Linked DNA regions of Homo sapiens: regions 2 and 3 are each linked to region 1. The links are chromatin loops, found by intact Hi-C in ENCODE. Cell type or tissue: PC-3. All regions are shown on one strand. Region 1 overlaps VAV3 (vav guanine nucleotide exchange factor 3). Region 2 overlaps VAV3 (vav guanine nucleotide exchange factor 3). Region 3 overlaps VAV3 (vav guanine nucleotide exchange factor 3).

Region 1 (8,000 bases):
CTGGCTGCTATAACTGAGGATTACAAGGGGAGTCCTAGTTTAGATAAGTTGGTTGGAAAAAGTCCTTTTAAGTCATTTGAACTGAGACCTAGCAGATAAGAAGCAGCCAGCCACACGAAGATCTAGGGGAAAGTGACCCAGGCAGAAGCCGTAGCAGGTGAAATGCTCAGAGTTGGGCAAGAACCAGGTGTATTCAAGAAGCTGAAAGGTAAGAGTGGCTGGAAATGGAGAGTGAAGGGAAGGATGGTGGGCTCTGAGCCATGAGGAATGGGCAGGGCAATTACATAACACAGCCTTGTAGGCCAATATGCTGAATTGGGATTTTATTGTGACTGCAGTGGGAAGCTATTAAAAGGTTTCTATCAGGGAGTATTACAACAGACTGATTGACATTTCAAGAAGACCCTGTGAGCAGGCAGCCCAGCCAGCAAGCTGTTGAAGTGGTTTCAAGAGAGGATGCAGCCCTGGATTAATCTGTGGGCAGTGCAAATAGAGATGAGTGAATTTAAGATACATTTTTGGTAGAGCAGTTTCATCGCTGCTTTCTCTGAAACATTGTGAACCTGTCTCTTTCTTTTCACACATGCAGCCACATACCCATTTCAGGACACCATCATCTGCCAGTTTTCCAGTCACAGTAGCCTCTCATCATCTCTTCATATAGTTGCATTTCCAAAATGTGGATTTCTCAATTTACTCTCTTTCTCAAATTTGTCAAGATTTTTTTGTTGTTGTCTTCAAGATTCAGTCAATATTCCTTGGCATGATATTTAAGGTCCTCAGTGATCTGGACTTAAGCTATTTTCCTGAACCCCTCCAGCTAATAACTGCCCGTAAACTTTACATTGTGGATATTTTGCTGTATTACAAGGTCTCCAATTTGACATACGTTTCTACAGTTCTGCCTTCAATTGTAATCTCAGAGCCTAGAATGTTTTTTTCCTATTCCCTATCAAATTTATTCAAGGTGCATCTAAAATAAATCCCTTTTCCTAATCTCCTATTATTTTTCCTCTTTAGAATTCCATAGCATATTTCTTGGACAGCTGTGTAGCCTTTAAAAAATTGTGGTAAAATATATATAGCATTGGCCGGGTGTGGTGGCTCACACATGTAATCCCAGCACTTTGGGAGGCCGAGGCGGGCAGATCACCTGAGGTCAGGAGTTTAAGACCAGACTGACCAACATGGTGAAACCCCGTGTCTACTAAAAATACAAAAACTAGCCAGGCATGGTGGCACGTGCCTGTAGTCCCAGCTACTGGGGAGGCTGAGGCAGGAGAATTGCTTGAACCCAGGAGGCGGAGGCTGCAGTGAACCGAGATCATGCCACTGCACTGCAGCCTAGGCAACAGAGCGAGACTCTGACTCTGTCTCAAAAAAAAAAGTGTGTGTGTGTATATATATATATATATATATACGTATATATATATATGTGTGTATATATATGTGTGTATATATATACACACACACATACATACACACACACATTAATGCTATAAATATATATAGCATTAATTTGCCATTCTAATTATTTTCAAATTAGAAGTGCATTCATGATGTTGTGTGACCGTCTCCAAAACTTCATCTTGCAAAACTGAAACTCTGTACTCATTAAACATGAACTTCCCATTCTTCTCTTTCCCTGGCCCCTGGAAACTACCAATCTACTTTCTATCTCTGTAAGCTTAACTACTCTGGGCACCTTATATAAGTGAAATCATACAATATTTGCCATTTCATGACTGGCTTTTTTTACTTAGCATAATGTCTTCAAAGTTCATCCTTGTAGTAGTCATGTGTCAACATTTTATTTTTTTGATTTCCATTTGTTTAAAGCTGAATAATACATCATTTTATATAAATACCTCACTGTTTTTCATTGATGAACATTTGGGTTGCTTCCTTCTTTCAGCTATTGTGAATAATACTGTTATATTATTATTGTCACAGGTGTACCAATATCTATTCAAGTGCCTGCTTTCACTTCTTTTAGTTATATACTTGGAAGTGGAATTCTGGGTTGTATGGTCATTATGTTAATTTATTGAAGAATTGCTATACCATTTTCCACAGCAGCTGCCCCACTTAACTTTCCTACTACCAATGCACAAGGGTTTCAGTTTTTCCACATCCTTACCAACACTCACTATTCGGTTTGTTTGGGTAACAGCCATCTTAATGGTTTTAAAGCAATATCTCATCGTGGGTTTGATTTGCATTTTCTTAATGACTAATGATGTTGAATATTGTCTTTGTGTGTTTGCTGGCCATTTGTATATTCTCTTTGGAAAAATGCCTATTCAAATGCTTTGCCCATTTTTGAATCAAGTTGTTTTTTGTCTTTGTGTTGTAGAAGCTCTTTATTTGTATCCCAGATATCAATCCCTTATAAGACATATGGTTTGCAAATACTTTTCTTGTGTCTGTTGGCTTTTCACTCTGTTGATATTGTCTGTGAGGCACAAAAGTTTTTAATTTTGACAAAGTCCCATTTATCAATCTCGAAGAAATAATTGCTGAATCTATTGTCATAAAGTTTTTCCCCATTTTCTTGTAAAAGTTTTATAGTTTTAACTGTTATGTTTGGGTATTTGAAACATTTTTAGTTATTCTTTATTTATGGTGTAAGGTAATGAAGGGTCTACCTTTATTCTTTTACATGTGGATATCCAGTTTTCCCAGCACCATTTGTTGAAAAGGCTATTCTTTCCCTATTTAATGGTGTTAACCTTGTTGGAAATCATTTGACCATATATGTGAGGACTTATTTCTGGGCTCTCTACTATTCTGTTGGTCTATATACCTGTTTGTATGCCAGTGCCGCATGATTTTGATTATTGTGGCTTTGCAATAAGTTTTGGAAACAAGTCAGTAAGTATGAGACTTCCAGCTTTGTTCCTTTTCAAGATTGTTTTGACTATTCAGAATCCCTTGAGATTCCATAAGAATTTTAGAATGGAATTTTCTATTTGTGCAGAAAACATCACTGGGATTTTGATAAGATACATTTATTTTTATATTTATAGTGTTAATCACACATCTCTGCCCTTTATTAAAATGGAATTTCTGAACGTTAGTGATTTTCAGTCAATTCTTTTTTCCTCTAGCGTGTACAGTAAGTGTTCATAAACACTTAAAAATAATTTAGTTATCAGCCTCTGGGAAAATAGCTCATTATTTTAAATAATTAACTCAGAGCTTTTCGTCCTTGAGGTCCTAGCTCAAGAAAGCCAGCCTGGACTTTATAGACCAAATTAGCGCGCGCCCCCCCGCCCCTTTCTGTACTCCTTCATGGCAATTGTGCGTTTGTAATTGCATGCTTCTGTGAATATTTGTTCCTCCACTGCGCAGTGTGCTTCATGAGGGCAGTGTCTGTATCATTTTGCCGTACACCTGTTATGGTGGTTGGCACGTAGTAGATGCTCAAAAAATATTAATTGCCGAACCGTCTCGTAATTTGGACCCTTCCGGTTGAGTCTTTCTTTTCATAGCTAATTTCCCCTTTAAGAATATATACTAATTAAAATCAATTGATGTCCTTGACATACCCCCTGGGATTACAGAGGACAGACTTATTTGTCATGTAGACCTGAGCTTTTTAGAGTAAGTATGCTTTAAAAGTATAAAAAATGGTAACATTTTAATGTAATAAGGTAGTTGTCTTGAGTAAATATCTCTACTAATATTTGTTTTTATTTTCATGTGATTATGAAAAACTCTGACATGTGCATTTTATATTTTAGAACCAACCAGTTTTGCTTTTTGGACGACCTCAGGGAGATGGTGAAATTCGAATAACCACTCTAGACAAGCATACCAAACAAGAAAGGTAAGAAAAGAAGAATACTATTTTCAAAATAAGTAATTAGTGTCAGAAAACTGAGAAAACCTTAAAGACAATTTTTCCAGTGTGAAGTAGGGGGAAAAAAGGAAGAAATACAAGGAGACAGACCAACCCATGATTTCTAAATTTTTTAAATCTAGATTATCTTAGGTATTCCCACCTGGGTTCTGGTATCTATTAGTTTGTCTAAGTTATTAAGAAGGAAGTAACAAGTATAGATGATCAGCTAGGATACATTAAAATGAGAAGAGCGATAAAGTAAGAACAGATAACTACCATAAAAACATAATTGAATTTTTGGAATATATTTTTAAATAACCAAAAATAATAGAAAAATGCCCTAAGAAAGAAGATTAAGTGAGAATCACGTAGTAATATTTTCTTGAGGGAAATTTGCAGATGTAGTTCTTGAAGATTAGTAAGCTTGGCCCGGAGTCCTTAATTATGTATATATGTAATCATCAAACAGAGGTTTTTGTGGTTGACAATGATTGTTTTCTGGAATCTTTGGAGAAGCGAAAGCCAGTAGGGGGCAGCATCAGCTCTTGCTTCTTCCTCGATAACCCTGGCTCCATAGGTCCTTTAAACCTCTCTGGGAGAAATAGACGTTAAAAGTGATGCAAGTGTTACAGCCCTGTGAATGTGTCATTATCATTGTGTATAAAAAAAATGTGTGTTAATCACTGAGAGTTTATAAAAATACACAAGTATTGGTATTGGATGATGTGGTTATAAGGTTTATTTTCTCCCCCAAGTTACGTTGTTCTTAATAAGAAAAAAGAAATATTAACATGGAAATTTCACCATAACGTTTTCAGTTTACACTTGGCTCATATACCATTCAGTTTGGGTTTTTAGGTGGCCAATTAAATCATGAGGAACAATATAGAGGGTAAAAGCACAGTTTCCAAAATTAGACCTGTTTGTGAATCCTGTTACATGCCTCACTAGCAGTGTGATCTTGAGCAAATTATCTAACTTCTCTAAGCCTCAGTTTCCTCCTCAATAAAATGAAGATGGCAATGATACCTTCCCAGCATGTGGTCTTGGGGATTTAAATTGAGTCATGTTTGTGAAAGGGATGAACACTTCTCAAGGCATTCTGGCTGATTCCTAGTAACTTCAGTAGAAGCTGCTACGGATGTCATTAATATTATTCTATAGGTTTTTAGCTTTTAAATTAAAAAAGATAATTGCTCATGAACAAACTTTATGGCTTATCTCACTTGGCCCTTTCAACAACTCTGCAGTGTGCATTTTACTCTTACTATGATTTTTGCCCATTTTTAAAATGAGGGAACCAAAGCACACTGAGGCCATTTACAAGGTAAAGGGAAATTCCACACACAGTTCTTATAACCTCAAATACCCCGTTGTTTTCAGTGTATGATACTACCTGTTGTCTTTAATGCAAAGAAAAAAACATTTGGTTGCTTTATACCCAAAAAAATTAATAACCCATGTTTCTAAACCATTTAAAATCAATCAATCAATCTCTTTTTCCCAGGCATATCTTCTTATTTGATTTGGCAGTGATCGTATGTAAGAGAAAAGGTGATAACTATGAAATGAAGGAAATAATAGATCTTCAGCAGTACAAGATAGCCAATAATCCTACAACCGATAAAGAAAACAAAAAGGTGACTTTTTGGAAACTAATAACTGTAATTTACTTATAATCTTGAACATTAAGGAAAAGTATGATAATACATTAATGTGAGATATGGCTTATCAATCCAGATGTTTTTGTTTCTAGAGATTGATTAGGTACATAACTTTGTGAGAAATAACTGGATAATGCCACAGCCAGATCTGATCATTTCTAATGCCCTAATGATCCAGATAATAAAACGCATTTGGCATAGAAATTGTTATAGATATGAAGTTGACTACAATAAGCTTGATTGTTCAGTTTGTACATTGATAATATTGTGAGGAGTTTTTGGATAGTTGTGGTATTCTTGTGAATTTAGAAACATGTTATTAATGATACATATTAATCTAAGGAATATTAATTTTAACAGTGGTCTTATGGCTTCTACCTCATCCATACCCAAGGACAAAATGGGTTAGAATTTTATTGCAAAACAAAAGATTTAAAGAAGAAATGGCTAGAACAGTTTGAAATGGCTTTGTGAGTATTTCTATTTTTAAAAGTGCTTTTATTTTTACTAGTTAAATCACTTATGAATAATGAACAACCAATAAGTGTACTCTAATGCTTGTAGCATGTATAATGTGTACAGCGACGGGAATGTTTTTGCTGTGAGCAGGAGTGCTACTAGGCTGCTGGCTGCTTGATAACTTTGGTCTCCTAGGAGAGGAGTTTTGTTGAATTCCTTCAAAAAGAAGAAAGAGGGAGCTCTAATCTTCTGTTTGACTTTCTTATAGGCATGTTTTAGTTCTTTAGCTCTCAGCAGCCCAAGAAAATATTAATTATTCTAATGATAAACTTTTTATGTAATAACTATATTTTTAAATTATATACCTTTAAATAGAAATGCCTCCAAGTGTACATACACAAACAGATATGTAAATGCATATATCTTATTTTTAATAGAAAGATTGAATTATTCTGTTTTAACTCGCTTATTTGAATCTTGGCTAAAATGCTTCGTGTATTTAAGGAATGCTTTAAGGGCTTGATTTCTTTAAGTGGCTTTTAGTTCCACTGAGGAGGAAGCTCAACAAAGAGGTAGAAAATAAATCAACCCTGTTTCAAAAGGAATGGCATTCTGAGACGTAATAACCAAGAACAGGTCATTATAGGTGTTTCTTTTTAGTTTTGATGTTTAAGGATTGAAAGGTACACAATGACCCTTTTTGTAGAAATATATAGGATACCCTGAAATAAAACTGTTAGCAAAAGGGGAAATTAAGGAAAACTACATTTGGAATTTGTTTCATTTGGGTTCTAAGATTATATACCATTTGTTGACAAATTCTGTCAGTTTTTTTTCTTTGTTTTAAGAAATGCTCATGTTAATGTAAACTAGAGGTAGGAATAGGATGTTTTATTGTGGTTCTGAAATTAGGAAAATAAAGATTCTCAAGGTTATTTTATCTAACATTTTAAGAGACAGGATTCTATAGCCAAACTATTTACGCTTATAAAGATTATTTACCAGTTGTTGACAAATTCTATCAATTTTTTTTCCTTGTTTTAAGAAATGCTCGTGTTAATGTAAACTAGAGGTGGGAGTAGGATGTTTTATTGTGGTTCTGAAATTAGGAAAATAAAGATTCTCAGGATTATTTTATCTAATATTTTGAAGACAGGATTATATAGCCAAAATATTTAAGCTTATAGTCAATTCTGGGTTCATCTATTATCACTGCCATGAACTGGCTGCATAATGAAAGCTAAGTTATTTAACCTCTCACAGCCTCAGTTTCCTCATCTGTAAAATAGGAATGATATTTATTTCAAATTCTAGGTAATATGTATCAGCAGAGAGCTAGCCAAATAGTACAATAGCAGCTACAGCTATGTGATATTGAACAATAGGTGATACCTATTATTATTGCTATTATTATTAATAATAATTGCATTTGGGATTCTAGTATACTTACAAGACTTATAAAACTACATAACATATTCTAGTATACTATTTTTTCTTTTTAGGAAGTCACTTGGAGTTAAACAATTTGAATTGGAGTGATAGGATGATTGGGTTAGTGGTAATATGCAAAGACAGAGCTGATCTCGAGCCTTTGCTCTTATATGCTAGGCTTTTTTTTTTATGGGTTTCGTTTGGCTATATAATCTTCAGATGAGTGAAGGAATGTCTGCAGAGAAGGAAATTGAATTTCATGTCCTAGAGCAGGCAGGTTCCTTGGACTGTATGACAGGCATGTCAGTTACTATTTTGTTCAGTTGCCATAAAACAAACAGTTAATTTGTGGATATGAGAGACTTGATGGCCAGGTGTGATGGTTCATGCCTGTAATCCCAGCACTTTGGGAGGCTGAGGTGGGCAATTCACCTGAGGTCAGGAGTTCGAGATCAGCCTGGCCAACATAGTGATACCCCATCTCTACTAGAAATACAAAAATTAGCCGGGTGTGGTGGCACATGCCTGTCGTCCCAGCTACTCGCAAGACTGAAGCAGGAGAATTGTTTGAACCTGAGAGGCGGAGGTTGCAGTGAGCT
Region 2 (8,000 bases), 160 kb after region 1:
GAGCTTCAATGGGAATAAGGCCCATTTCATAATGTTCTTGAGTGAAAGTTATAAGGAGCCATGTAAAGGGCCTGGCACATGGGATAATGGGGTAGCTGTTACAGTTTTTCACATGTATTAGGTACTTTATATATTCTTTGTTATCATCTGTGAAATGGTTTATTAGCCCCATTTTATAGGTGAGATTGAAAAATTGCCATTTCCCTTATCCAATGCTTTAGCCAAACTATGCTGCTTTTAGCTTATGAAAGGTGGTCTTTGTTTATCACCTTTATGTCTGTTTCCAGCCTGCCTGCTCTACCTAAAATGATCTTTCCCTGGTTCCTGGCTATTGTAATTTTACTAGTTCTTCAGTTTAAGCCAAGCTACTTGTATTACAAAACTTTCTGTCACCCTTCCCATTGGATACACAAAACAAAGTTCTCTCTCCTGCCTTTGAACTTTCCCTTCCAAGATGAGAATTCCTCAATGGCAGGAGGCTTATCTTTATAATCTCTGTGACCTCTGAAGCTCCTGGTACAGTGCATTCCACAACATACTCAAGTTTTGTCATAAATAATAAATCATTGATGATTCTCTTTTTCTTCTTTCAGCTGATTTTTGGACTCATTGATTTGTCTGGGGAACTTTGAACATAACCACTGAACAGAGATATTAAGTTGATGGCAGTGGGATTTTTAGAAGAAACAAGTGGTTTTTTTTTCTGTTTTTTTTTTTTTATTTTTTATTTTTAAAAAGGCGCTCCAATAGAAACATTGAATAATTAAGTTAAAAGTGATTTTTCGTTTATTTTCATTTCAGATATTTATAAGAAATTTTATATCTACAGGACTCATTTGATGATAAGATACATTTTTATTGTGAATTATTATTCAGTTTCAGTTTACAGTAGAGAGATTCAGATTTCTGCAGAATCTATGAAACCAACCTGCGAAATTTTCTGAAACGATAGTCTGAAGGATGGCATGTGGTTATTACATTAGGTTTAGATGTATTTAAGACAAATTATTTATAAGAGAAAATTGGAAAGAATTACATTGACCTCTGTGAGTAGCAGATATGCGGAGCTATGACAGGTACTATACTTCATCAGAAACTAAAAACAGTCTCAAGTACCATTTGTGCTTTATCAACTTTTGTTTACCACGAAAAAGCATAAGTTTGTTTTTCTGCCATTTTGAAAGAAAATAAGTGCAGGAAAGTAGAAATTGCTGTATATTCAGCAAGCAGCTGTTCCTTTTATTTTGGTTTAGAAAGGCAAGTATTTCATAAATAAGAACAATAATTACTACTCTGAAACTGAGGTTTAGTATTGTTTCTTTTCATTTGCTACATCTGACTGAAGACAGGATGTTCTCCATCTGTGAATAACAATAGGGGGTAACTCATATTATTAATGGCCTGAGTAACAAGGACAGCTATTAGGTAGGTGTCATGTACATCCAGACAGCAGGGAGAGATTATCATTTGCTTAATCTTCCATATACCTATGGAAAATTTAGCATTAAATTGGTCATCCTTATTGTATTTATGTGCTCAGGAGTTCATGTGTTTGAGAACAAAAGTATCCTTATCAAAAATATGTTGGATTCTTTTTTCCAAAGGAACTTGTGGAGTACTACAAGCATCATTCTCTCAAGGAAGGGTTCAGAACCTTAGATACAACTCTGCAGTTTCCATACAAGGAGCCAGAACATTCAGCTGGACAGAGGGGTAATAGAGCAGGCAACAGCTGTAAGTATTGTAATTGAGAATACAATTTGCTGTCACTTAAAAATTAGGGGCACAATAACATTAAACATCTTCCTTCCAAATTTTAAAATATAACCAATGGATGCGCTAATGCATGAGCAAGGACTTCTTTTCTGGAGTTAAGCAGAGTCAGATGGACCAACAGGCTTGTGAACATGTCTAATTATAGATCTTTATGGCAAATTAAAAATTATGTTTATGTCCAAAAATCCAGCAGAAACGTAAAAGATATGCTAATATTTACATTTCATACTTTTCATTGACTTTTATATTAACTAAACTCTTTTTAACTTACATGTAATGTGTGAGGTCATAATTCTGTTTGAGTAATAGTATTTAAGCAGGGCTGGTACACAGCTCTCCAGTTAGCCTAGTATCTCAAATCTGCTTATGGTCTATTTCAATGACTACTTTAAGAATTTTGACATTACTAATGTGTTTTTTTGGATGCTAGTATTTCTAAAACCATACATTGGCCACTTTCTTTCAGAATGAGCTGTGTGCTACAACTAATCACAAAAGATTAGCATGCAAACAAAAGCATGTTATGGTTGGACTGTGAGTCTAAGTCGAAAACCTTTTCTCTCATCGTTTAATGTTACATAATCTTCCTGGAGATAGAGCATGTAACAAAAAAATTGAAAAATGTCATCAAGAAGGTGTGATTTTATTTTCTTAATCTGATATCACTTTATTTTTTTTAAATAAGTGTTTTGGGGAAGAAGTGAATACAATTTCATTACTCTTAGAATCTTTAGCCTAAGCAACACTGGGATATCTAGAGGTATTTGAAAACAGAATTTGCGTCGGTTTAATATAACTTTATATTTTTCCTTGAAAGCAGAAACTGAAAGGGGAACAGGTAATGCTCTGGGTTTCAACAACATCAGTGAAGTTTTATACATTTCAATTCAAGTAAACAAACAATCTGTCACATCAACTGACATATTTTTTATTTAAGTAACTTAATATATGTTTTCCTCACAGTGATCAATGATGTATGCCTAAGCTCGTGCAATGAAAGTAGAGCGAACTTTATGTTAAAACTTTAAACACCTATTAGATTTTATGGTGTTATTTTTTAGCCCAAGATTACCTGATTATTTTAGATTCTCAAATAGGCATAATTTTTGCTCATTCAAAAATGGAAGTTTTCTCCAAAAAAACAATTTTCCTACCAATATCTTAAAACTCTGTTGAAGCTATGACATTTCCCCCAGCATGAAACATGTAATTTTCGAAGCTCTGTTTCTTTGCCTTCCCAGCAGCAAGAGATAATAAAAGTTGCCAGGGAGGTCAGTTAGATGAAAAATCCTGTTTGAGTTGTTCACTTAGCTCTAGAGAGCCTAGGAGGGAGAAGTGGGGCAGACAGGGAGAACAGATGTCCCATATTAGGTAGGAAGGTCACTAACCCTCATATTTCACTCTGTGGTTCACTCCCAGCCAATTCCTTAGTGTTTAGTACATGGAGGTACTCAGAGAATGTAGCCCGGCAATGAATGAAGTTGTCTAACTTAAAATTATGTCTCATGTTTAATGAAGTATTTAATGCTCAACTTGTTTGACAACTAAGAAGGGAATTACAGGACTTTTTCTTAAAAAAAAGCATAGCCAGTAGAATGTCTTTGAATATCCATGCTAGCCCCAGATAAATTTTTCAGCAAATAAACTCATGAGTTCAAACTTCCCTATCCAGTCTTTTTAAGAGATTCTGACAACTTGAATCAAGCCACTAAAACTTTTTTTTTGTAATTGTGAAGGGAAAGCAAACAATTCATTGAAAATTTTATATTTGTTATCGTTTGGTTTTGTTCATCAATTATTCATTCATTCGTTAAACAGATATATATTAAACACCTAACACATACAAGGCACTGTTCTGGTTCTGGGATATAGCAATTAAGAAGACAAAGTTCCTGCCTTTATGGAGTTTACATTTCAATGGGGAAACTCAGGCAAGTCTGGTTTGGAGGAGTTTCATATTTTTATATAGAGTGGTCAGGTAAGATCTCCCTCGTAAAGCAACTCAAAAGGAGAGAAGGGGTGTAGGTTGGTAATGATTGCACAGTGGTTAACACTCCAAGATTAGTCATTCGTTACTGCAAAGAAGGATTACAATCTTAGATCAAATTTGTGATACCATTCCAGTGTTTTATTTACTTTATACTAACTTTGTATAAAGTTAGAGGAAGACTAAGATGGTTCTGAGGACTAAATGAGGTGTTCTATATAAAGCACTTAGCATAGTGCTCTTACATGGTAAACAGTAAAAGTTACTGCTGACTCTACAACTTCTACTTCCTCTACTACTGCTGCTACTTCTAACTCTTATTCTAACACAGTACTTTCCTATATTTCTAAGGCTTGAATACATTTACTAATTATGACTCATAGCAATGTACATCTTTGCCTTTATGATTTTTTAAATATAACTTGCTTATTTTTATACCAAGTCTTGATAAAAGCTCACCCTTAAAGAAAGACTGCTTCTATTTTTATGCATTTTATACATCCCAGGAAGTGGTAAGGAGGAAATGCTGCATGTTTGTATAGAAAGATTGTGCAAGATGTCTTCATATTGCTTACCTTTGGTTCATAGCTTTAGGTATGCTGCTATCATCTAAAAATAACATTTGCCAAGCATTATTACCTTGGGATACTGGGTTGGACAGAAATGGCATCTCCATTACTTCTAAAAGTCCTTGGAGGATACAGAGCAGGCAAGGTAAAGCTTGGAACCATTCTGTGTTCTGAGTAGAGGTTGAGAATAGAACTTCAACTCCTGAAACCTGCTGTTTATTATTGTTATTATTTTTAAATAATCTAGTCACCTTGGAAAAGAAAGCCCCAGGGCACTGTAGTGGCCACTTACTTTTGGGCTACTCTAGGTTAGAATGTTCGTAGAATGTTTACCAATTATTTTTTCAAGTATGTACAATGTGATAAGATTATGACAGGACTATCTTATGCAAATTCAAAGTAACATCTAAAAAGATATTGATTAGAATTAAGCAAGTGTCCAAAGTATTGGGCAAGGAGCATAACATTTTAAAGTTAGGGGCCCATTGTAGGCTGTCTCTCAGCCTCTCTCCCAGAGTGATGGGATTTTATCTTTGTCTTTGGAATGACTTAAGAGCATTTCTAAGGGAGAAGAAAAGAGAGAAAGAAAAAGAACAAAGAGAGAACTCAGGCATAGCAGGGAGCTCTTGGGCTTCCTCTAGAAACTTCAGTGACTCCATGAAAGATGTTCTATGGATCTTTGTAAAAATCCCATTATTTTCCAAAATGGTCATCTCAAACCTGCCTTAGATTGCTTTAGGTTTACCTGTAGGGCTTGTATATTTGAAGGGCATTAAATTGACTTTTGCATTTCTTGCTCTACAATGAACACATAATTATTTTGAGGTCTGCCAGAGTAGCTGTCTGACCTTAGGCGAGTCACTTAGCCTGTCTGGACCTTAGCTTTCTCATCTGATGAATGAGGAATGAAATTAGAGATTTTATAATGTTCTTTTAAAAATAGCATCTTAGGTTTTTTCCTTTGTTTGCATGAGAGAAGCAGGTAAGGTAATGTTAACAGATTGGTGCATTAGGAAAAGTTGTATGTTTAGCTATTTTGTGACCCATAAGCAGACCTTAAATATTTTGCCAAGTTTTTATTTGTAGAGAATTAGTTGGGCCACAGAGTAGAGTTGGGTAATTTTTTTAAATGGCTATCACTATATTTATATAATATCCAAGTATCTTCTGTAAGAACTTATTAATTACAAAAGGGTAATAGTAATAACCAAGTGATTGAAGTTAACATCCCTAATAATGGGACAAATAAATATCATGTACCTCCTAATATAATGCTCCAAGCAGGACAAACCAACACTTTGGTGGTATTATTGTCCCCAAAAAGCATAAGTGGAATCTAATCATGAGGAAACATCAGACAATCCCAAACTAAAAGACATTCTGCAAAATAATTGGTCTATACTCTAAAACCTTCAGTGTCATTAAAGAAAAAGTCTGAGGAACTGTTTCAGATTAAAGGAGACCAAGAGATGTGACAACTACATATAACATGTGGTCTTGGATTGAATCCTAGAACAGGGGTTGGGAAGATACATACACACACACACACACACACACGTATGTATATATATGTGTGTGTGTATAGTAACATATTTTGTATATGTTATAAAATATGTGTGTATATATGTTGCTATAAAAGATGTGATACAATTGGCAAATTTTGAATAAATTCTCTTGATTAAAAAATAGTACCGCATCAATGCAATTTTCTGCTTTTGATAATTGTACTGTGGTTATATAAGAGAAGAGAATACCTTTGTTTTTCAGGAACGTGTGCTGAGTATTTAGCAATAAGGGGCATTATGTCTGCAATTTATTCTCAAGTGGCTCAGGAAAAATACATAGATTGATAAAGCAAACATCATAAAATGTTAACATTTGGGGAGTCTGAATGAAAAATATGTGGGAATTCCTTTTGCTCTCCTTGCTACTTTAAGTCTGAAATATTTCAGAATAGAAGTTTTCAGTTGTGGAGATGATCCCATTTGCTGGCTATATCTGAAGAATTGGGAGGTAGTGACAGTGTCCTTCTTTTGCCTGCTTCAGACATAGAAGCGTCTGGTCCATTGATTTCAGGACGTGTGGAACACTAGCATGTACTGAACAGATCATATTTGAAGCCATCCGTTCCTTACCTGTGACCTCATTGGATTTGCTTCATTCATTCATTCATTCATTTATTCATTCATTCATTCATTCATCCCTTTATCCTGAAAATATTTTCAGTACTTAGTATGTGCTAGGCCTTGTGCTAGATACTTGAATTATAATAGTGAATAAGATACACAATCTGGTGAACAAGAACAGACAAAAACAAACACCTTCAATAATCACAAATTTTGATAATCCTTATGAAGCTGAAGCATAAGTGCAAGGAAATGGGAGCAGGGCCATTTAGCCTTCAGGGTCAGAGAAGGGCTTTTTGAAGAAGTGACAGTCAGGCTAAACTTAAAGGATCTACAAGAGCTGACAGGGTGTGGGGTGGTGGCCAATAGGGAACCTGCATAGCAAAGAGGTCGTTTGTGTGAAGGTTCATAAGCATTAGAGAACTTCATATTTTTAAGGAACTGAAAAAGGACCAATGTGTTGTGAGTATAGTAAGTGGATTCTGATATTTGCACTAGGAAAGTATTGAAGTTTTACAGACAGAAAATGGCATGAACTAATTTACATTGTCTTAAAAGACCACTGACTGTTCCTGAGGAGTGGCCTAGAGGGAGGCATGCACAGAGGGAAGATGAGTTAGGAGGCTATTGCAGATGTCCGTGAGAGGGATAAGCATGCTTTGAACATGAGTTGCATAGTGACAGCAGAGAAGGATAGTGGCAGGTTTGCGTATATCTTAGAGGTTGAGTTGATTGGATAAAGGATTTGAAATCAAATTAGTACAAGTATGGTACATAAGTATTTGCTTTGGACAACTGGCAAGTGATAAAACCATTAACAATCCAGGAAACAGAAGAGATAGAACAGATTTAAGAGAAAAGAGAATATATTCAGTTTTGCACAGTGTTTAGGTACCTGCGGATATTCAATGGTTCAGGATGCAGCTGGCACTGAGGAGAGTGGTCTGGATTGAAGGTAGAATTTTATGAATCATTAATACTCCATTTCATAGTTCACATAGAATATAGTGATGTGAGAATTATAGGCATTTGTATATAGGCTTAATTTCTTCTGGTGCATTGTTTGCTGGAGCCCTAGAAGCCAGGACCCTTTGCTTGTCATTCTCAATTGTACTTTTGCACATGCCTTGCATGAAATAGCCTCAGAAGGGGCTAAATAAGAGAAGTCAGAGTCTAAGGTTCACAGGAGACACAGCAGATATTAGAGTGCTAAGTTGAAACTGGAAAAGCATGGGAATATGGGTGAGTTTGAAAACAAAGTGTAGATCAGCATGTTCCTTTCAGTGTGGTGACAAATAGTGTAGCAATTCTTCAAAGATTGACAAAGGCTACTTTTGTCATTGGAGCCATAAGTTTGACCTTGCAGGAAGAAGTAGAAGCCAGAACAGAGCCTAGGCTGTCTCTCCCTGGGTGTGGTCTCTTTCCTGTCACCCACTGTCCCCATTATTCTATTCACCATCCAACAACATGCTTATCCTTCATTTTTAGTCAGTATTTTGGGTAGAAACAGAAACTTGGATAATTTGTGTCGTATTTATTTAA
Region 3 (8,000 bases), 100 kb after region 1:
ACTAGGAGAGGTCACTCCCGTGGCCATCTTGGTTTTGGTGAGATTTAGCCGGCTTCTTTACTGCAATCTGTTTTATCAGCAAGGTCTTTATGACCTGTATCTTGTGCTGACCTCCTAGCGTATCCTGTGACTTAGAATGCCTTAACCGTCTGGGAGTGCAGCCCACTAGGTGTCAGCCTTATTTTACCCAGCTCCTATTCAAGATGGCGTTGCTCTGGTTCACTCGTCTGTGACAGACCTACTTGCTCCAGGTATTTAAGGAACCCTAAGAAAGCATGACTAAAAAGAGTGAGCAAGTGTGAGGCTGGAACAAGATGAAACTGGAGAGTTATCAGGTGCCAGAAAATATATAGGGTCTTGTATGCAGTGACCAGGAGTTCAAATTTAATTTTAAGTGCAGTGAGCAAGTTTTTAATAGGAAACTTATTATATAATTTATTATTTTTTTAATCAGGCTGCTGTGTGTAGGATGGTCAAACATTATAAGATTGAATGAGGAAAAGCCAATTAGAAAGACAGTGCTTGAACTGGGAGGTAGAAATGAAGGTGGCAAGAAATGGTTTGATTAGAGAGAAATTTTAGAGATATAATCAAGTATATGTGCATGTGTGTGCACATGCATATTTGGAAGGGTGGCCTTTGGGAGAGAAAGGGTCCCTCCCTCCCTCCCTCCCTCCCTTCCTTACTTTGTTTCTTCCTTCCTTTTTGAAAAAAAATAAATAAATAATTGAGATAAAGAGCACAACCTATGGCACCATGGTGTTTGGTCACAGTCTAGTAGATATAAACTCTGTACGAAGACACAAAAAAAAGGTGCTATAGTCTGGTACCTACACTTTATACTAAATAAATACTGTTGGTGTATTGAGTGGTACTGAAGCAAGAAGATTGAGTATCTAAAGGAGTGTATGTTTAAGGCACTTAAAATGCACTTAAGGGAATGTTGGTAGGTGTTTTAGTCTGTTTAGGCTGCTCCAACAAAATACCATAGACTCTGTGGTTTATAAATGACAGCTGACAGTTCTGGAGTCTAAGAAATCTACAATCAAGGTGCCAGTAGATTCAGTGTCTGGCAAGGGCCATTACAGATGGCTGTCTTCTCAGTGTTCTCACGTGGTAGATGGGGTGAGGGAGCTCTCTAGGGCCTCTTTTACAAGGGCAGGAATTCTGCACATGGGGCTCCACCCTTGTGGCCTAATTGCCTCTCAAAGGCTCCACCTCTTTCATTCATGTCCCTACAAAGGACATGAACTCATCATTTTTATGGCTGCATAGTATTCCATGGTGTATATGTGCCACATTTTCTTAATCCAGTCTATCATTGTTGGACATTTGGGTTGGTTCCAAGTCTTTGCTATTGTGATTGGAAATCATCATTCTCAGTAAACTATCGCCAGGACAAAAAACCAAACACCGCATGTTCTCACTCATAGATGGGAATTGAACAATGAGAACACATGGACACAGGAAGGGGAACATCACACTCTGGGACTGTTGTGGGGTGGGGGGAGGGGGGGGAGGGATAGCATTAGAAGATATACCTAATGCTAAATGATGAGTTAATGGGTGCAGCACACCAGCATGGCACATGTATACATATGTAACTAACCTGCACATTGTGCACATGTGCCCTAAAACTTAAAGTATAATAATAATAATAAATAAATAAATAAATAATAAAATAAAAATTTAAAAAAAAAGGCTCCACCTCCTAATACCATCATGTTGGGAATTACGTGTCAACATATGTATTTGGGGGTACATAAACATTTAGTCTATAGCAATGGGTTTATTAGTAGAAATTATATATGAGTTTTAAGGAGTGAGAATAGTAGTTCAGATTATTTTTTCCCTTGGGTTGGTGGATGAGCTGAATATTCAGACATCAGTAAGTATATGCCAGGAAGAAGGTAAAGTATGTTAATGAGAACTTGACCTGTTCAATAAATTTCAAGTAATTCACAGAATGAGTGTAGGAAAGGAGTAATAAAATGGGCCAGACCCTCAAGACTGCCTATTATCAAGTTTAAATTTTATCCATTGCTTTCATGCAGTGTCACTGACCTTTTTTCTGTCCCTCAAGTACTTTCAAGTTCTTTCCAGTTTCAGAGCATTCACGCATATGGCTCAGTTTGCCTGTTACATTTTTCCTCCCAAATGCCTACTGTCTTCTCCTCAGGTCTTAACCCTGACCTGATGGCCTACCCTTAAATAAAGCATCCCCCACTCCACACACACCCCTGTCACTCTCTAATCCAGAATCTCTTTCTAAGTGGTTCTTTATGATACTTTTATCTGGTATTATTACATTGATTCACTTGCTTTTGTGTTTGTCTCCTCCACTAAAATATGAGCTTTATGAGGGAGGGATGTAGTCAGTCTTATTTATGGTAGCATTCACAGTGCAAAGCCAATATCAATGCATGAATGATCTGTAAATATTTGCTGAATAAGTGAATGAACCCATAGAACAAAGAAGGAAAATTAGGTTCTTGCAAAGTGCCCTTAATCATTTTTACTTTTACGCTGTTATCTTCTCCTTTAGATATCCTTTATGAGTGGACTGATAATGGTTCATTTTGGTTGCGAGAAAGAAAACATGCTCAGTTGCTCTGGGAGCTGGGTGTTTATGGTAGGAGGTTAACAACAACAAAAAAAAAGCCAAGGGGATCATCTCAATAATCACTCTGGACCTCAGTGCCTTAGAAGAAGGGAAGAGTACAGGAGGCTTTAAGGGAATCTTTCTGGACCAACCATTTTATAAACTAGTGATCTCAGTCATCTTTTGTTTACAGAAGTCAGAAATTGTTCTTTGCTGACTTAGATATCTGCCTCCTGCTTCCATGTTCTGTAAGAGCAAATATTCTTCAATGAGTGCTGCTCCTTTAGACTGTCTCTCTTGGCCTCCTCTTCAGCCGCTGGTGTCTCACATGTTAAGCCTATTTATTGCAGTCTTTGAGTTAAGTTAATCACCAGCCCTGAATTACTTGGGTGTAGTCAGATGAGCAGAATAATGTGGTTTAGGTGATAATAACCTTATGTAGAAAGAACTCCCTGTGGCTGCTAACTCACACGTCCACAGAGCTGCATACAGACGTGTCAGGCTCTAAGAGTTCTACAGATTGTCCAATACAGTGCTTGCTTTTTTTTTGTTTGTTTGTTTTTTGAGGGCTTTTGAGGCTGTTTTTAGAATATATTACTGGGAGTTATTACCTTCCTCCTGGAATTTGCCTAGTATTGGTGAGCTCTCAGTTGTTCACCACTTGAAGAAAAGTTCTACCTCCTCCTTTCCTGCTTCCCAAGATAACACCAGACATGTGGCGGGTACTCAGATCATCCTGAAACATACATCAGCCATGTCAAGTGGCCTCTTTTCTACCAGTCTCATTCCCTGTAGGTTGCATAGAATGACCAACCTGAAGTAGGGAAGCCTGAACTAAGAGTCTATAAATTGGATTTTTGTTCCATTTTTGCTTCTGATTAGCTGTTGACTTTAGACAATTTATTTTAGTATTTAGTTTTATAATGTGACAAATAAGGTGGTTAGACTAGGTGACAATACTCTGTAAAATTGTGTAATTGTGTTCTTTTTCTATCTTTAAAGAAGATGATAAGATAGCTCAGGGCTATGCTTCTGAAACTGGATTCCTTACATCCCTGGGAATAGCTGTTTGCCAGGGGTCTGCCAAGTACATGGCATTTTCTCCTGAAGCTTTGACCTTAAATATTTTAGGGAAACATTTTTTCCAATAAAATGTACATGTATAACAGAACAGAATGTTAAATTTGCATGGATTTTCAAGTAACACATGAAATTTTATAGTTATTTTATATTTGGTAGCCTATAAACACCTTTTTAATAAAGGTGAAAAAAACTTCCAAAGACATTATCATATCTTTCATCCTTGATTCATGATTCACTAATACTCCAGTAGACAGTGCCAAAGAGTGACTAGTCAGTGGTTATGAAGTTGAAGGAAGGCATCTCTGCCTCATCCTTGTTTTTATATGAGCTGTGACAGTGCTATTTCCATTATTTGAGTCATCATTGTTTATAAAAATAATGTAGGCTTCTCTGGTGAAAATTTTAAAAATTATTGATGGGGAGTGTTCCCTTTGTGAACAGTCAGTTCTTTAGACCAGTTTGTTTTCCACCAAATTGCCTGCTTCTGTTGTAGCATGGAATTTTTCCACCAAAATTCTATGCCGTGGTTCCTTTTACTCCTCTCTGAAGACCAGCAGATCAATGAAAAAGTCATGCTTTCTTAGAAAGAGCCCTATAAGCTGTGATGTCAGGGGAATCCCAGCACCTAGCATCCCAGGCTCAACCTGATTCTTAGGACCTGATTCTTAGATTGTGAACTTGTATCAGGAAAGGTCCAGATGTTAATTTATAAAGGGTTTTTTAGTTGGGAGGATGACAGGCAGCACTTATTTCACTGTAATTTTCTCAAAAGCAAATTTGGCAGTGGTAGGTGTTGGTCATGGTGTTTTGCACATGTACCCACAAGAATGTGATTCCCAAACTTGGCTAGAGTTTGGATGTCACACCTAGGAAATTTATAGAAAAAATAATGTACATGTTTTAGGGTCCTACCCAAGAATTATGAAAGGAAAATTTCTGAAAATTTTTATAGATATGAACATTTATTTGTTTTAAAGTTCCCTCTGGATGGAGGTCCATGCCCAGTTGTATTGTTATCTCAGAGTTCACCTGTCTGTCTATTCCATGGACTGACTATAGGCTGTTTGAAGGCAGGATACTTTCCCTTGCTTTCTTCTGAAACTGCCATGCCCAGCACTTATGGAATGCTGAAGTCACATTTGATGAATGAATTAATATGTTATGCTTGTGATCAGTTTCCCAGGATAAAACATCTACATGTTCTGATATCTTGTAAAACTAATTATTTTTTAATGTGGCTGTGTTTAGATTTTAAATTGGGCCTCAGAGGTGAAAGGCTAGCATATTACCTACAGCCCATTTATCTAGTAGGCAGTACTCTCCTCTAAGTTATTGCCTCGGGGAAGCCCATTGCATTAGGGCAGTGATAACAGCATCATGAATAGATACTAATCTATGTTGTAGCAATCGCTCTTCTTGCCCTGCTTGGAAGACACAGTGGTTGATGCTCCTATAATTAGCTGTTCAGTTCATTGAAGTTTGAAAGTTTATGTGAAAATTATCAGTGAAACAATTTATATCTAGAAAATTTTCTAATAGGGTTCTACTTAGAATTAACTTTTAAAAAAAGCACATGTGTCATTTGGAGTGTGTCACTCTTAGCGGTACTAAATTCAGATTTGAAAGGAAATTTTGTTTCAGGTCCCCCTTTTAAAAACACTTCTGTATTGTTTTGGGAAACTCCAGCATTCTGCATACCTACATGTAGCTTTAGTTTTATTTAACCAGAAACACACGACTATTAGTAGAGTGTAACTATCCTTTTAATATTGCTAATTTGTTTGTTAATTCCTCCTGCATAAGTTTGACTTGGGCATTTTGTCTGATGTAAGACCAAGCACAATTACTAATGTGAGCAAAAGTTAATGAGCAAAATTGTCAAGTTATATATTAAGGGCATAGTTAGCTGTACAACAAAGCTTTTGTTGTAGGGGATAAAACAAGGTAAAATAATTAAACATCTGGCAGGAGATCTAATTTTGGCTTAGTATTTTAATCATATTCTCTTGGATAATTATAATTGATTATATAAAAGTTTTAGGAACTTCTAAGATTGCCCAAATACATATGGTGAAAGTACATGTGATTATTTTGCATTTAATGTCTGAAGGTAGTTGCAATATAAATATTCATATTTGGGTGAGCAACACTGTAACTCAGCTAACACATCTGTTGTAAATAAATTCTGGAGTGGAGAGAAACTAAACAATTGTTGGGTCTGTATTTTCCCAAGAAGAGAGAAGCAACTTTCTGAGATTAGTTGTGAGTTTATAATATAATGAAATGTGTATTTCTTGTCATTTTTTAAGGAATATGACTGTCTGTTTCCAATTAATCACTGCCAGTGAGGAAACTTAGAGTTCAAGTTTTGTAGTTTACGCTACTTTGCACCTCAGCATCCTTTGAAGTATGGTAGCCAAGGGAAAATATGGAGTTTTTTAAGGAACTGGTGATTTTAAGCCTGAACAAATTTTGAAAGACTAATCTATGAAAAGGAGATTTGCCATCTTCAGCATAATTCCAGATGGAAGGCAGTAGGTCAATGGAGAGAAGTTACGTAGAGATTTTTAAGTAAGTTTCAAGAAGACCTTATTAATAAACTCTGCAACAATGACTGAGTTGTCATGGGGATGTGTGGTGAATGTTCTGCCCTGGACATTTTTAAACAGAGGTTAAAAACCTATCAGAGGCATATTTTCTAAGGGGAGAAGAAAACCTATATTAAATTAATACTAAATGACTGTTCGAAATATGAACATCTGTAAATCTAATTTATTCTCCGTTCTTGATCTCATTTGTGAAGTGTGATGCCTTCTGTGGCAGTAGATTGTGTTAAGAATTTTATTGATGATTGAATGCTGACGTCAGGTTTAACCCATTTCCTCTTAATCGCAATTTTTTGTCTTCCAGTTAATGTGAGTGTGTTCACATTCTTAGCAATGTAATGGTGCCTTTTTCATAAGTGGAAAGATATTAAAGGGCATTTTGGATAGCAACCATTTATCCCACCTGTATTGTAGAACACCTACTATATGCTAAAATCAGAAGCAAAGAGCAAGTTGTCAGAATTCATTATATCGCTGTGCCCTTGTTTCATTCCTTTTATCCTTTGATCTCTGTACCCCTGACAACAGATCATGCTGAAATTGGAAGTGCTGACAGTAAGAAATAAATTGCCAAAGATAACCCTAACAAATGACCAAAAAAAAAAAAAATACATTCCATTATATCATAAACTCACAACCCATTCCACAAAAAACCATATGAGTTGAAGAAACACTATACTTTGTAAGTTGATTATGGCTGAATAGAGGTTAATGACAATGTCCTAGTGGCTATTTCCTGGGCTTAAGCATAATTCTTGGCAAGGGTTACACATTTTTGCTTTGGGGAAGAGGTCAGCAACATACCTATAGTAGTGTGCTACTAGGTGAACTTCTTAAATGAAGCTCATAACCAAGAAGAAAGCAATACCAGAAAAGATAGAGTAAATAAAAAACTTAGGAATAAGTGGGACTAGAAAAGCTAGAATAGCTAAGTCCTATTACTTGACCAGAGTATACTAGTGTATACTCTGTATACTCGAGTATACAGAGTATACTAGTGTATACATACTAGTGTATACACTAGTATGTACCCTTTGTAATGTTAAATATAATTTTACATGTTATGGGCATGTGGTGGGCATTCCAGTCCATCTACAGAAAGACATATGAGGCAGCATTGCTCCATCCCTAACACCTTACAGCCTCTTATGGAGCCTGGGCATTTCTGTATTTTAATCCCTAATATATATTTGGGTGGTGAAATGTCATCAAAGTTAATTTTTTCCTAAACACTCTGTGAATTTTCAGTTGTTTCTTCTTAAGAATGATTGACTTGGGCATGTTGGCAATAAAGAAACAGCTCTTTCCATCATTTGTCACATGACGCTGCTCCCTTTTTATCCCTGTGGCTCTTGGCAACAGAAAACTGCAGTGAAGTCCACGGCTCAGAACTGGCCCCAGTATTTGAGACCACATCAGCTCTTTGAGGTTTAAAAGATCTTCTTTCTTGACTTCCGCCTATATTTAAAACTGTCAGAAAAACAAAATTACCCAGGGAGTCTACCAAACAAGATGCTTTCCTTGCCCTAGGTATGCTCAATAAAAAGGAGGTGAACTGCAATTCTCTCCCTTAAACACGGAGTTAACTATCATGCAAACCAGACTCCATTTAAAAAATTATTCCACTTTATATTACATCCTCTTCCACCTGTTGGAGTTCTTAATCACTTGTGTATGGGATATTTAGGTTTCATTTTAAATTAGCAGTA

The links. Hi-C counts contacts between places; a loop is a spot of excess contacts. Peaks named below come from ENCODE experiments on the same cell type or tissue, not always from the same donor. Only the 100,000 strongest peaks of a DNase experiment are listed, where the experiment ranks them.
Region 2: a loop joins it to region 1, with 4 times the contacts of the local background. A loop is called at or near these places in 3 of 110 quality-filtered maps.
Region 3: it touches region 1 in a loop (3.0-fold over the local background); 2 of 110 quality-filtered maps call a loop at or near these places.

The regions. Positions count from the first base shown.
Region 1 is chr1:107,746,949-107,754,948 of GRCh38, reverse strand. VAV3 (vav guanine nucleotide exchange factor 3) reads left to right here. Exons shown (of 27, transcript NM_006113.5): 13 at 3,747-3,832; 14 at 5,355-5,487; 15 at 5,872-5,981. Among named protein-coding and RNA genes, the nearest start is that of MIR7852, 150 kb to the left of the region's middle. In PC-3, CTCF peaks have their summits at 4,371 (motif pointing right) and 6,167; a DNase peak (open chromatin) is centred at 4,398.
Region 2 is chr1:107,589,946-107,597,945 of GRCh38, reverse strand. It overlaps VAV3 (vav guanine nucleotide exchange factor 3), which reads left to right. Exons shown (of 27, transcript NM_006113.5): 25 at 1,605-1,734. Among named protein-coding and RNA genes, the nearest start is that of MIR7852, 300 kb to the left of the region's middle. In PC-3, no CTCF peak of the experiment used is centred here; DNase peaks (open chromatin) are centred at 3,205, 3,815 and 4,295; H3K4me3 peaks cover 1,623 bases; H3K27ac peaks cover 2,486 bases.
Region 3 is chr1:107,644,222-107,652,221 of GRCh38, reverse strand. All of the region lies in intron 19 of VAV3 (vav guanine nucleotide exchange factor 3), which reads left to right. Among named protein-coding and RNA genes, the nearest start is that of MIR7852, 250 kb to the left of the region's middle. In PC-3, no CTCF peak of the experiment used is centred here; a DNase peak (open chromatin) is centred at 3,971; H3K27ac peaks cover 1,194 bases.